Regions from separate parts of the Mus musculus genome. Here region 1 is linked to region 2. The links are chromatin contacts, found by Hi-C in ENCODE. All regions are on one chromosome and are shown on one strand. The core of a region is the stretch at or near the end of the contact, and the rest is flanking DNA. Distances in the headings are between cores, read along the strand shown. Region 1 holds the start of Ndp (Norrie disease (pseudoglioma) (human)). Region 2 holds the start of Fundc1 (FUN14 domain containing 1).

Region 1 (6,783 bases), core at 3,199-5,698, 660 kb after region 2:
TGTGTGTCAACTTGACACAGACTGGAGTTATCACAGAGAAAGGAGCTTCAGTTGGGGAAGTGCCTTCATGAGAATCAGCTGTGGAGAATTTTCTCAGTTATTGATCAAATGGGGAGGGCCCCTTGTGGGTGGTGCCATTTCTGGGCTGGTAGTCTCGGTTCTATAAGAGAGCAGGCTGAGCAAGCCAGGGGAAGCAAGCCAGTAAAGAACATCCCTCCATGGCCTCTGCATCAGCTCTTGCTTTCTGACCTGTTTGAGTTCCAGACCTGACTTCCTTTGATGATGAACAGCAGCGTGGAAGTCTAAGCTGAATAAACCTTTTCCTACCCAACTTGCTTCTTGGTCATGATGTTTTGTCCAGGAATAGAAACCCTGACTAAGACAGGTAGCTAGGAGAATTTTTTTTTTTTTTTTGAGATTTCAAAGTTTATTTCCACTTACTTGGTTTTGCTTTGGGACAGTGACTATGCTTTTTGGAAATCAGTTCTTATCATAAAAGAATAGTTGAAATTCGGTTAGTAACCTAGATACTCAGAAGGTTGTGGCAGGAGTCAGGGGGAGCCTTGCCTGCATAGTGAGACTGTGATTCAAAATAAGAAGTAAAGGACTGAAAATGTATATCAGTGGTAAAGGGCCCCAAAAGAATTGCTGCTGAGTGAATGCAGTGGCAAGTTGAATCACCTGTCTGTATTCCTGTTGGCTGCTTAACCTTTAGTGCTCTGCCTCAGTTCTCTTATTTATATCTTCTGTTCTTTGTCTCAGATTGCCCTCTCCTCTGGCTTTGTTTGTTTCTCTGCTTGTTTGTTTGGCAGCATCATTGGGAATTGATGACTGACTGGACCTTCTACATGGTCAGCAAGAACTCTGCTCCCAATTTTTAACCTCAGTCACTCTGCTCTCCTGTTGAACCCCATCTGGCCTCAATTTCCTAGCTTAGCTTTATGTTGTTTATCACATCTTCCTGGCTCACTACTGCATACATTTAGGCCAAGTGAAGATGACTGGATATTATTATTCCACTAGCTGACCTTGCTCCTCTACTTCCCACTGTGTACCTTGAAAGCTTAAACCCAAAGGAGGATGAAAATCCCTCAATGGACCGCCTCTTTTGCTTTTCTTGTGGCTCTGATCACATTCTACCAGGCAGTATCTTCACAAGCCAACATTTTTTTTACCATACCATTTCATAAACACCTTAAAAACTGGGTACACATCTTCCCTTTATTTCTCACCTCCACTAATAGTAAGACTGCTTAGGGAACACCTGTTACATCATGGGAGCCACATAGCATAGTGAGTGGCTAAGCCTTGGCCTTTGAAAACAGGAAAGCTGGAGATTATACTTGCCACCTGCTTGCTGTGCCAACCAAAGTCAAATCACCCAACTTCTCAGAGTCCTTGTTTTCTTCATTGGTAAAATAGAAACAAGAACAGTATATAGAGAACTGGGTATCTTTCTAAAAGAAATAATACATATGGAACATTTTGTACAGAGTATAGCAGAGAGTAAGCATCCATTAGGGGATTGCTATTTTTATTAACAGAAATTTCCTAGATGAATGAGATTTATATCTGGGAGGGCAAAAAGATTAGTACTTTCATAAATAAATATAAAATTTGTGCCTAATACTCTGTGTTGGATTGAGAGCATACATATACACACACATGCACACACAGATGGGTGCATGCATACACACACACACACACACACACACACATACACACACACACACATAAATACAAACAACACCGTGTACCTTGTTATATGCCTATATAAGAATTTTGTTTGTATCAACAGTGTCATAGCAGAAACTATAACAGAGTTGACAATGATTTTGAACCTATTTATTTTTGAAGATGTGGTAGCTATGTGTCTATGTATTAATGGTGTTAGTTTCCCTAAATTAGGAAAAATGGCAGTAAGGACAGGACTTCTGGTTACCAACCTCAAAACTGACTCTAGCTAATTAAATCACAAAGGAATTTATTGGCATGATTATGGCAGGGCCAGGGTTAGGTTGTAGTTCATGGAGTCATCAGGAAAGCTCTGTAACTTTTAGGTTCATAAATGGTGGTCAACACAATTACAGCAGAAAAATATCAAACTGCTAAGATTGCCCTCCCATAAGCCTTCTGTCCCCAAGGCCACCCACTGTCACATTAATGGGTTCTGTTTTCCTTAACATTGGCCTGCTGCAGCCCCCAGGCTTTCCATTCCAGTGTGACCACAGAGAATAATTTCTAAGTGTCTGTATGCCTTGTTCATTTTTCCTCATTCTGTCTAGTGAACTGCATGCAATCACACTGGACTCCTCCAGAATGGTTTGATCCTTTAAGTCTGCAATGAGGAGGTAGGTCCTGTCTCCCACTTGCCTTGGGCTTATATTCTGGAGGAGTATTTAGATGATGGGTAACTTTTTTCACTGTCCACTAATACACTTAGAGAGAAGCAATTGGAAGACAAAATCAGAAACAAAAGACTCAAATATGATCCCTCAAGGCAGGGGTGTAGTTCAGTAGCAGAGTGCTTTCTTAACATGTCTGAGTCCTGTTTCATCTCCAACACTGGGGTACGGATGCCTTTGAAGACTATCCCCTGAGATATCTCCTTCTTTCCACCCCAAATGTATATGAAATAGTAGCAAGAGAATTCCCATTCTTTTGCATAGATGGAAATTTAAAGGAAATCCTTCTTTCTTAGCAACATTTATCATGGCCAGTAAAGTACTGCATGACATACTGACATTTATAAAAAGCTCACTGATGTGCTGAAAATAGTTGCTGTTGCCAGATACCTATTGGCAGGCTTAGAAACAGGTCCCCTGGAGCCTGATGGGCAGAGGCAGAACCTCCCTTTGAAAGGCACAGATGGTAATCTTTGCCATCCCTGACAGAGTAAAGCAGGAGGAAGCCATGGGGCTCCATCTGGGAAAGAGCCAGTCTTCTGAGGCCAAGCAGTCAATGTGTTTGCACTCTTTACACTTTCGGTGGTAATCTTTTAGAAGGGCAGATTGTAGAAGGCTGGAAAATTCCATCCAGGAAGAACCACACCTTTTAAGTTGCTTCAAAGCAGATAGGGCAACCCTGAGAACCCCTAGGCACAATATGGCAAGATGGAGCAGTAAGCACATTCTGCCAAAGGTGCTTAGGAAATCTTTCTTAGGAAAATGAAGAAGCCAGTGGCTGTCAAACTCTGATATTTGAAAGTGCTGATGATCTAAGACTTTATTTTCCCTCTGACTCTGATCTACCTAAGTAAGCCAGAAAATGTATTCATGACTGTTTCCATGGCTCTTACTCATGGACAAGTCATAACCCCTTGAAGACTATTCCCATTTTTAAAGGTCCATTTATCCTTAACTCTCAGAAGTAGATTTTGTGTCTGGTCCCAGGTAGACAGGGCTTTTCTGATGGAACAAAAGAAAGTTACTTCTTAAAAGATTGAGGCAAAGCTGAAAAAAATTATACACCTCTAGTAAAACACTAGTAGCTGTTTGGAGTAATGATTCTGTGGAACAATACAATTTGGTTATCAATTTATTAATGAGAAATAATCAGATACAGCATGACATGAAGGTTTGGGAATCAGAAATTAGCTAACTGGAACATTTTTTAAGGTTTATGAAATATTTCCATTTTAATAAATTTTCATAGAGACTTCATTCCTTAGTTTAAGTTTTCATCAGTATTAATAAAATAAACTGTTTTATGTCTGAACCTACCAGACATTAAAACAATTATAAATGATTCTTTGTATTGTCCTCTGGTTTCTAAAATTGGTGATCATTTTGTCTTCAAGTATTTTAAGGGCAAGATTTGTGCAATGTTTCCCTTTGTGGCCCCAAAGCTCTTAACAGGGCATTATTCAGCAGCAGGTGCTTAACCCACACACAGAATTCACCTTTGTCTCTTTTCTACTAATTGTGATGTAGTGGGTTGGCCTTACCTTTTAGTAAGGAGTCATGGACCAAACATTTTGCCCTTTGTTTCTAAATGTATTACAAAGTTTTGCTCCAAATGATGTCAGTGAAGGCACTTATTAAAGTGCCACAAAGAGCTGAATCGCATTTATGCTGCTAAAAATCATTTAATGGATGAACAACTTGGAAAAAAAGAACTCTCACCACCCACGCACATCATGCTAAAACAGGGTAGCATTTTGCACTTGCTTCTCAGCTTAGCCTGAGAAAGACTGCTGATGTCCACCTTTCCCTCCCTTAGCATTTCAACTTCATCCTGACCAGCTGCTTAATCGTTAAACAGAATGCCACCCTGTCTTTGTATTTCCAAAACCGTGTGTCTCTACTGCCAACTGCACATCTTTATAGCAGCTACATGCTCGCAAAAGAATTAAACTCAGAATATTCATGTAGCCTCTTATTAGTGTACAAATACAAAAACATAATGGGGGAGGGGGAAGAAAACTTCCGTCTTCTATGCTGTTGTTCTCATCTTAAGATGCTCCATGGAAAAGATCCGAGCAGTGGGCAGAGGCTGTGAGTCCCCGATAACGAGAGCGCCTAACATTTCCGTGGTATTCCCATTTGCTAGAGCGCTGCTGCGGCCACACGCCTGATTGATATATGCCTGCAATGGCACTTTTCCATTTGACACTCTCCCTCTCTCTCTCCCTCTCTCTCCCTCTCTCTCTCTCCCTCTCTCTCCCTCTCTCTCCCTGGGTCGCTTAAACAACAGTCCTAACTTTTGTGTGTTGCAAATATAAAAGGCAAGCCATGTGACAGAGGGACAGAAGAACAAAAGCATTTGGAAGTAACAGGACCTCTTTCTAGCTCTCAGAAAAGTCTGAGAAGAAAGGAGCCCTGCGTTTCCCCCAAGGTAAGCAGGCAAACAAGCGCTGACGGCTTGCCTAGGAAATTACTTCTTTCCAAACTCTGCCTTTCATCCTTCTTGCAGACAAAGAGACAATCTTTAAATACCACTTAAATTTGCATCACTTTAATTTGCATTAATCTGTAGCATGCTAGCCTTGTGGAGGGTTTTGTTTATTTGTTTGTTTGTTTTAAATGAATGTGTCTTTGAAGTCTCTGACAGGAAGCGTCCCAGAGAAGCTCGAAAATATCTTTTGGCTTGATTTCTTTGCAAACTCTGCGTAGTTAGATGTAACTTTGGAATGGTTCTTCTATGTGACACCATAAAGGGGGACGGAGAAGCAGCAGTTGCCGACTTGCGTTTGTGGAGTCCTGTATCTTCCCTACCGCCTTCATCCCACTTACAATGGGGGCACTATTAACGCAGGAGAGTCTGCGAGGTTAAACGTGCACTATTTACTTTTGTTAGTCCTTATGTATGCGGCTGATCTCCTGCCAGGGCTGTGCCGGGAGTGCTCAGAATGACTTCAAACAAAAGGCAACATTTATGCCTAGCTTTCAGTGTCACGCTGCTCCTTTTCACTCTTCTCCTATCCCGCCTTGGGACTTTGCTTCCATGGATACATTCAGAAGTGTCCGGGAGCGATGAGGATGGATTTACTGTATGATTTTGATTGGGCAAAAAGTCTGAGGAAATGCATGCTGTTTGCCTTGGCCTTATTGCAAGGGGTTATTTTTAGTAGTCGGGTTGTCCCTGCAGCACGACCAACAATTCAATACCCAAGAAGTGACCAGGAAAGGATGCTCCTGACAGCACAGGGACCAGGACCTGGAGGAATGACTCCTACAGACACCTGGGGAATATGCAGAGGATTCTTTCCAGTTCCTGAATGCAAGTTCTCTCATTAAATGAACAATTGAGCTGTAGGAGGCCCGGGCATAATTCTTGAGGGACGGGAAGTTTGATTGTGTACAGAATGTTAATGACTCAGAAAGCACAGTAACTGAGGCTCATTGTAATGGACAAGCCCAGATAAGCCTCCGTGAAAGAGCACCACACACACACACACACACACACACACACACACACACACACCCCTTCTTAAGGATCAGGTGCAGAAAAAGCAATCTATTTGGCAAGATGAAAATCCCTTATATTTTGTAACTGTCATTCCTAGCAGATATGGCTATTATAGAGCATGTTTCTCTCCATTTCTAATATTAGTGTGTTTTAATTACAAGGTACAACATGGCAGACTGTTTCAAGACAACATTAGCTACCAGGTGCACATAGAAACACAGAGATGCTGTGGTGTCAGCCAAATACATCAGGAATTGTAAACTGTCTCAGTATGGCATTTAGACTTCATGAAAGTATCTGCTCACTTTCTTTTCACTAATTTTACTCCTGGAAGTGAACTTTAGGGTTCTGTTGGCCAGCTTTCCGTGGAACACAGGGCACAATTTATGGGAATTTCCCCCCTGACTTTCATAAATAGCTAGCCCAAGGAGCATTGTTGAATAAAATCAGGCATTTAAATGAGGGAATTCACAACTGCTTCGCTAATCAAGAAGGGCTGTAAAAAATATGTATTGTATTGCAATATTTTATGACTTAAAAAATACTGCTGTTAGCAAAGCATTTAAGTGACTCAAAACAATTTTCTTAAACTGTTATTCAGACCATTATGTGAAAGTGTTTGAACACAAATGCAATGTCGTGCATCATTTCTTTTAAAATACATTTGGTTCAGGTAATGGGAGAACTATCTAAGGCCTTCTTATTATGACTGTATACTGAGCAGCTGACACCCACAGATGGAAATATGCCTGTGGAGTTCTCAATCTTAATTTGAGTTCCAATGACACTGTCAAGGGAAAAATAAATCATTTTTCAATACATTTAACAATTTCCAACTCATTTATTTTCCTAGGACCTTGAAAAATGACTTTC
Region 2 (7,560 bases), core at 531-3,030:
GTCCTTTGGGGACTGTGGGACTGTCTTCGGAGTTCGAGCCCAAGGTGATGGAGCTGCCGCAGACCGGAAGGGCTAGAATGCATATTTAAAATAAGTTTGGTGCTGATTTATGTGAACTTGGGTTAGTTCTTTGGTATCCAACATGTTTTTATATTCTACAGAATCCATGGAAATTTGTGGTAAAAAAACAGACTTTATCCCTATTTCACATTCAAATAATAACAATTCTTAAAATCACAGCTTTGTGGTGAATGTCGGTAATCACAGCACTGGGCAGAGTGAGACAGAGGAATCCAGCATCAGAGGCCAGCCTGGGCTACATAGTGTGACCATGTTTACAAACAAACAATCCTAATACTGGAGAGGCAGAGGGAAGTAGGTCTGTGTAAGTTTGAGGCCAGCGTGCTCTACATAGGGAGTTCCAGAGAATCTTAGGTTATGTGAGATGTTGTCTAAAAATAACCAACCAACCAAAAATACAAGCAAAAGTCTGCTCGACTAACAGGGCACTAAAAAAACTAGAGCCCTCAGCAGTTTGAGAAAAATGTGACCTGGGGATCCATCCCATATACAGTCGCCAAACCCAGACACTTTTCTGGATGCCAACAAGTGCTTGCTGACAGGAGCCTGTTATAGCTGTCTCCTGAGAGGCTCTGCCAGTGCCTGGCAAATACAGAAGTGAATGCTCACAGCCATTCATTGGACTGAGCACAGGGTCCCCAATGGAGGAACAAGAGAAAGGACCCAAGGAGCTGAAGGCATTTGCAGCCCCATAGGAGGAACAACAATATGAACCAACCGCTATTCCCAGGATACCCAGGGACTAAACCACCAACCAAAGAAAACACATGGAGGGACCATGGCTCCAGCTGCATATGTAGTAGAGGGTGGCTTTGTCAGTCATCAATGGGAGGAGAGGCCATTGGTCCTGTGAAGGCTCTATGCCCCAGCATAGGGGAATGCCAGAGCCAGGCAGCAGGAGTGGGTGGGTTGGTGAGCTGGAGGAGTGGGGAAGTGATAGGGGGAGGAGGGTTTTCAGAGGGGAAACCAGGAAAGGGGATAACATTTTAAATGTAAATAAAGAAAATATCTAATTAAAATTTTTTTTCATTAAAAAAAAAAACCTTTAAAATATTTGCCCTGACACTTGTTAAAATAGATAGTGGGTCTATTTTAATTTGGGATACAACAACAACAACAAAAAGCTGGAGATTTATAGTGCATAATCTGAGGGGGTCGAAGTGTAGAGTCCTACCAAGAGGAGACATCAAGGGAGTTTATTGCTGAGCTAGTTTAATTGGGTTCTTACTGGAGAATGACTGGGTTATTAGACATCAAGCAAGAAGTGGGCCTGAAATTTCTGTTAAAGCCAACAGAATTCTTGAAAGAACTAAAGGCCAAAGATAGGGCCTGAAAAAAGAACACCTAATCAGAAAGACAGCTTCGTTGAAGCATCCTGACTAAAGACTTGTTAAGAACAGTCTGCCAACACTAAACTGATTATCTTGTTCTATTACCCTTAGCCGCTCCTCCCTCCATTCCTTTAGCGTAAAAAACAAACAAACAAAAAAACCAAAAAGCAAAAACAAAAATAAGACAAAACAACAAAAAACTCTTAGAAACTTAGAGCAGGTTGGGGTAATGCCCAGGCTACAGTGGAAAAGAGCACGGACTACATTTCCCATAAGCAATAGGAGGGCGGGGACTCAGCTATTCCATCACAAGTCCCAAGCCTTGCGGCTGCGCACAAATTGTTGGAGGTCGTGTACAGGGAAGAGTGGCGGTGACGCGACTGTGTGGGCGGGGCGAGGAGGAGGCTGAGGAAAAAAGAGAGACCATAGACTTCCAACTCGGCCTAGAGCGTCCTTTAAAGTGGTGGGGAGAGGCGGGCAGGGACCACCCCCAACTGGCCGCTGGCGGTATCATGGCATCCCGGAACCCCCCTCCCCAAGGTGAGCAGCCAGGGCCCGAAGTAGTCTCTGGGACGCTGCCCACAGCACTCGACCTTTTATTGCTATGGTGTTTCTCCCTTTCCCTCCTCCAGTGTTTCTGGGGCTCTGTCGCTGTACAGCCCCTTTGCGAGAGCCCCTTTGAACCAGAGGTCTCCTTTCCCTCTCTGCGGAATTTAGCATGCTCACCTACACCTAACCAAGGCTAGACCCTGCCCTGCCCTGCCCCCACCTCGAGCCCTTCTCCATCTTGCAAAATTAGGAGGGTTGGCGGGTTGATTTCCATGGTTGGTTGCGTTTTAGTCCTGCTCTGATTTCCTCTTGCTAGGTTCCTGACTTTTCCTTTCATGGAAGGATCATCCCCTCGCCCCCTTTTCCCACAGATGGAAATGTACCCTGCCCTGACCTTATTCTCATTGTGCGGGTGACCGCCCACTGCTTTGTAATTCAACTGGCCTCTGGCTGCGTGTCCCTAAGCCTTGGGAAAGGAAATGCCGATGCTGTTGCTAGGCCCTTTATGCTTGAGGCCCTAGTCTCCCAGATCGAGTTAATCACGCTCCTTCGTTTACATCTGGGCCTTTTTAGTTGTAGACCAGACATGACAGTGTGTTGGCCCACAGGTTTTATGAAAACAGCTTGTGAGACGTTTCAGACTGTAGAATGAATGTTTTTTTTTTCCATTTTGTATTTTTAAAGACTATGAAAGCGATGACGAATCATACGAAGTGTTGGATTTAACTGAATATGCAAGAAGACACCACTGGTGGAATCGAGTATTTGGCCACAGTTCCGGACCTATGGTAGAAAAATACTCAGTAGCTACTCAGATTGTAATGGGTGGCGTGACTGGCTGGTGAGAACATTCTTTTCATTAAATTTTAGTGGGAACCTGGCTCTTGTCCTTTTGTAAATGGCACAGCCTCCATAAATCTTCAGTGGCTCCCCACTTTTAAATTCCAGAAGAACACAACTTTGGGGCTTTTCCCGGATCTTATTGGTTGTATCAGCCTTCAGATAGTCCTGGTTGGATTTTGATGATTTCCCTCTGTCAAAGGCCCACCATAGTTCCACTTCCACCCTTTACACTTCCTTTAATTCATTAACAAATTTTCAACTTAAGCAAGTTAATTATAAGTAAGTTGTTACTTGCTATTCAGTGCCAATAACTGGAAAAAACATGAGAACTCCCATTGCAGAACTAGCCTCTAAGATTCTCAGCTCTGTACATAGAAGCATTAATGGTCTGTAAAAATTATTCACAATGATGCATCAGATTCTACATTTTTTGTGTACTGGTTCTGATTATGATAGTGCTTTGAAGAAGATCTGAGAAGATTGCCTTTGCTTTAGAATTAATGCAATGATTACTTATTATGCAATAATTTGGAGTACAATAAGGAGTGGCTAATAACCATTAATCAAGCAACAGCTCATGTAAGCACATATTTACATTGTTGTTACCATGTATTTTAATTCTATTATTTTTGGAATAAAATATTAACCAGATAAAAAGGGGCAGAAACAGTTCAGTATTTTGAAATATGTTGATGACTCTTTTTTTTTTGAAGTGACAGTGATTAAGTTGTAAGCATTTTTTTTCTTTACATTTAAGGTAAATTCATCTTGTGCTAATTAAAATATTTACATACTTCCTCTTGGCATGGGAAAATGACATTTATTCATGTGTGTTTTCCATGAACCTCGGAATAATGATGCCCCATGCCTTCTTGTAAATGCCATTTCATAATTTAAAACAAACAAAGAACAATTATGGTGAAGATTCCATGGAGCACAGGCACAGTATTAATACTGCTTTATTGAAAAATCATACAGTTAGAAGGGAAATTTCTGCTCAGGGCCTCGGTCAATTAGATGATTCACTGTAGGATGATTACAACTCTGCCCCCTTAAATGCATTTATAATTTGGTGCCAGAGGTGATTGGTTAGTGAGAATCATGGCGGAAAGCCAGATCGTTGCACATTTTCTTCTTACAGACCTAACCTGCTAAGAAGGCCCATAACTGCCAGGTCTTCCTGAAAACCCTAATGGCAGAGCAGAAGTTAGTAGTGACTGGTACACAGCTTGTGTAGCTGTAGCATTCAACCTGGGGTTTAATGAAGACCTCACTACTTGCTTTTTTCTTTGTTCTTCCTTACTGACTCCTGTATAAGAACCATATTCTTGATAATAATAACAACAACAACAGTAGTAATACATTTGGATTGTCAGTATCAGACAAGTATTCAACCCAGGAGCTATGTAATAGTTTGTGGGTATTTGTTTTTTACATCCATCTATTTGTGTGGGGGGCACAGATGTGTCCCAGTATATATGTGGAGGTCAGAGGACAGCTAGTAGGAGTTTGATCTTTACCATGTGAGTTTTGGGGATCAAACTGGGCTCTTTAGACTTGGTAGCAAGTGCTTTGACCTGCTCAACTCTCTCTATGACCTGGTCTGTGTAATAGGACACTTATATTCAGGTGGCTTGTTTTTGTTTTTGTTTTATGTGGGCACAAATTCAGGACCTTGCAAGCATTCTAACTCTAAGTGATATTGCCAGCTACATAGGTGATTTGTTGGAATGATTTGAACTGTAGTTTAGATTCAGAGTAGAAAACATTTGAAATCTTTTTAGGATATAACATTGATGTGATATTGTGGCATAAAAGAGGAACAGTTAATATAGGCATAAACCTAACTTAACACTTGAGACCGACCAGCTCAAGACATGAATAGCCTAAGGAGATTGGATTTAGCCATAAGTTTTTGGTAATAAGAAATGAAAACTAGTATGAGAAAAGGTGGTTGCTAGGAGACCTGGAGGCCTTGAATACTGAATCTGCTTTTAGAGTGTGATCCAGAAGCAGAGCTATGGAATCCCAACATTACATTCCAAAGGTAACGATGCCCCTAAGAGTGGAAAGGAGGGCTGGCAAGATAGCTCAGCAAGTAGGCTTGATGCCAAGCTTGGTGACCTGAGTTTTATCCACAGGTACCACATGGTGGAGAGAACCAATTCATGTACATTGTGCTTGGCCATGTGTGAATGTTTAGACACACACACTACATAAAAAATTAATAATAAAAATAGGAAGGAGAAAACAGGTAATGTTTTCTAGATGGGGTATTTGAAGATAAGGATGGGAGTCTGAGATGAATATGACCTGGCAAATGGGGGATACTACCATCAGTTAGAAATTGGGGCCTCAGTAGCAGCTGTTTGGGCTGCGTGTGTGTCCCTGTGACATGACTTCTATTGAATTAAGGGCTACTGTGCTCCAGTATGACCTCATCTTGCTTAATTACATAAACAGTGACCTGATTTCCAAGTACAGTCTCATGAAGGACACTAATTTGGTGGGAAGACCAATTCAGGGCACAAGACTAGGATTAGAAATCTGCGATACTTTTGTAGAATAGTGAAGGGACCATGAGTATGCTCAGGAGGTATAGGCTGACATTACAAAGTTAGATGAGACAAAACAATACAGAAAATTAATACTAGATAAGGAAGGTGTGAGAAATATGGGCAGTGTAATCATCTAAGTGGAATAACACAAGGGGCAGGAAAGTTTTTCATAGGCAGGAAATTAATAACACAAAGATGTTGATGCATTTGAAACTAACTGCATTGGAGCTGGTTTGGATAGAGTGAGTGTTGTCCAGGTGTTATGAAACACCCTGACCGCATTAAGCAAACCAAACAAGTGACTACTGTGGGAAATTTTAGCTTACACAAATGCAGGAGTATAATGAACCCACGTACTCCTGATTGTTTTCAATAGCTGCTCTTTTGATTTTCCTTTTAAGTCTCCCTCTTCTCACCTTTTCCTCATTTCACAGCAAATCCTAAGACATTTTAGAGTTTGCATTTTAACCACCCTGTATGACTGAAGGAAAACACTGAATATTTCTGAGTGGGCAAAGGAGACTATCAAAAGAAATTGAAACACATTAAGCTTTTATTAGGAAAGCAATAAAATGTAGACGAAATTTAGTACATCAATGATTGTTCTCATCTTTTGTTATTTCTGTCATTAAAGGTGTGCAGGATTTTTATTCCAGAAGGTTGGAAAACTTGCTGCAACTGCAGTAGGTGGTGGTTTCCTTCTTCTTCAGGTATGTTAAGACCTTTATATGTCAATGTTTGCAAAGAGCAGAGAATGTTACCTATCTATTTCATTCCTGGTCATTTCAATAGAAGGTATAATTTTTCTTTTACACATTCGTTTATAGAAGAACCATAATGAGCTTTGAAAGCTTGTATCTGTCATGCAAGAAAACAAATACTTCTAGATTCTCTACTATGCTCACAGTGTGATGTGATGTCTGAGTCCCAGCTACTCAGGAGGCAGAGGGAGGAGGACCACAAGTCCAAAGCAAGACATAATCTTCAAACCAAACCGAACAGATTTGGGGATGTATCTTAGTAGTTGAGCCTTTGAACTTTACCAGTATCCTGGGCTTATGGATGTGTGCAGCCATACCTGGTTTAGATCGCACTGTGTATACATTATAGTTTTCCCATAAACTAATGCAACACATTGAGCAACTAATCACGTTTCTGACAATTTTTTTAAACTGAAGAACCAGAGCCAAGTGTGGTGGTATAGGCCTGGAATCCCAGCACTTCAAAGGCTGAGAGAGGTTAAGACAGAAGAATATAGAAATCCAGGCCAGCCTTGGCCTGCCAGATATATATTGAGACATTCTGGGGGAGAGAAGTCAAAAAGGAAGGAAGAAGCAGAAAGTGGAAATTTAACTTTAAAAAAATAACCATAATCCTATCTATAGTCCTATTTCCGCAACAGGTGGATTAAAGTTTTAATTTTGTTCCTGCTCTTTTAGGGGTAAAATCCTTTGCTAGCAAGAATGTTTATGAGGATATTATCTACCATTATGTCTGTTTGATATATATTTTCCTTAAAATAGCATTTCCTGAAGAAGATCAAATACAGTAAATCTCAAAATTGAAGATCTCTGGGAATAAATGTTAGCAATTTTAAAGATGCAGAGAACTGTTAGTTATACCAGATTTAAGAAATGATTGCTGTTCGTGGCGACCAGAATCTGACTTTAGTGCCTAAGCCATCGATCCTGTAATAACCAACATAGTCATCTTACGTGCAAAGAGATAGCATTTATATGAATTGAGTGCTGGTGTAAGTAGTTTCCTAGCCAGCTGTTTTAAGGCTATATTTTCATTAATAACAATATTAAGAATAATATTTCTTGTGCTAGAAGTAAAGTAATGTGATTAATTTCTAAATTTGGTTATTTGGATGTATGCTAGTATTTATACAGAAGAGGATTTCACTTATGCTGATTTGGCTTGCACTTGTATAGAATGATACAGATGATATGATAGATAGACGTAAGTCTGTCAGTATTTTGAAAACTGAGTTGTCATTTCTGTTCAGTGTGAAGGGCACTAGACTGAAGCAGAGTGGACTAAAACTGTTGACAGAATTGAATTGTGTGTTTGTTTTCATCTACTTTTGCATGTTTGCCTCTTAGAAGTCTATTTCAGTTGTTCAGTATTCACTGTTGAAATCCACATTTTTATCAAGGTACTTCCTACTTTTCTAAGCCTGTCATTTTTGGAGT

What was found. A loop is a pair of places that touch in the nucleus more often than their neighbours do.
Region 1: a loop to region 2 is called in a map of left cerebral cortex, with 4 times the contacts of the local background. The contact joins the promoter of Ndp here to the promoter of Fundc1 in region 2. A Hi-C loop is called at or near these places in 3 of 37 maps with a recorded cell type or tissue (heart and left cerebral cortex).

Annotation. Positions count from the first base shown.
Region 1 is chrX:16,909,439-16,916,221 of GRCm38, reverse strand. Ndp (Norrie disease (pseudoglioma) (human)) reads left to right here and starts at 4,448. Exons shown (of 3, transcript NM_010883.3): 1 at 4,448-4,836.
Region 2 is chrX:17,566,545-17,574,104 of GRCm38, reverse strand. It overlaps Fundc1 (FUN14 domain containing 1), which reads left to right and starts at 1,780. Exons shown (of 5, transcript NM_028058.4): 1 at 1,780-1,952; 2 at 2,646-2,802; 3 at 5,997-6,072. The coding sequence starts at 1,925.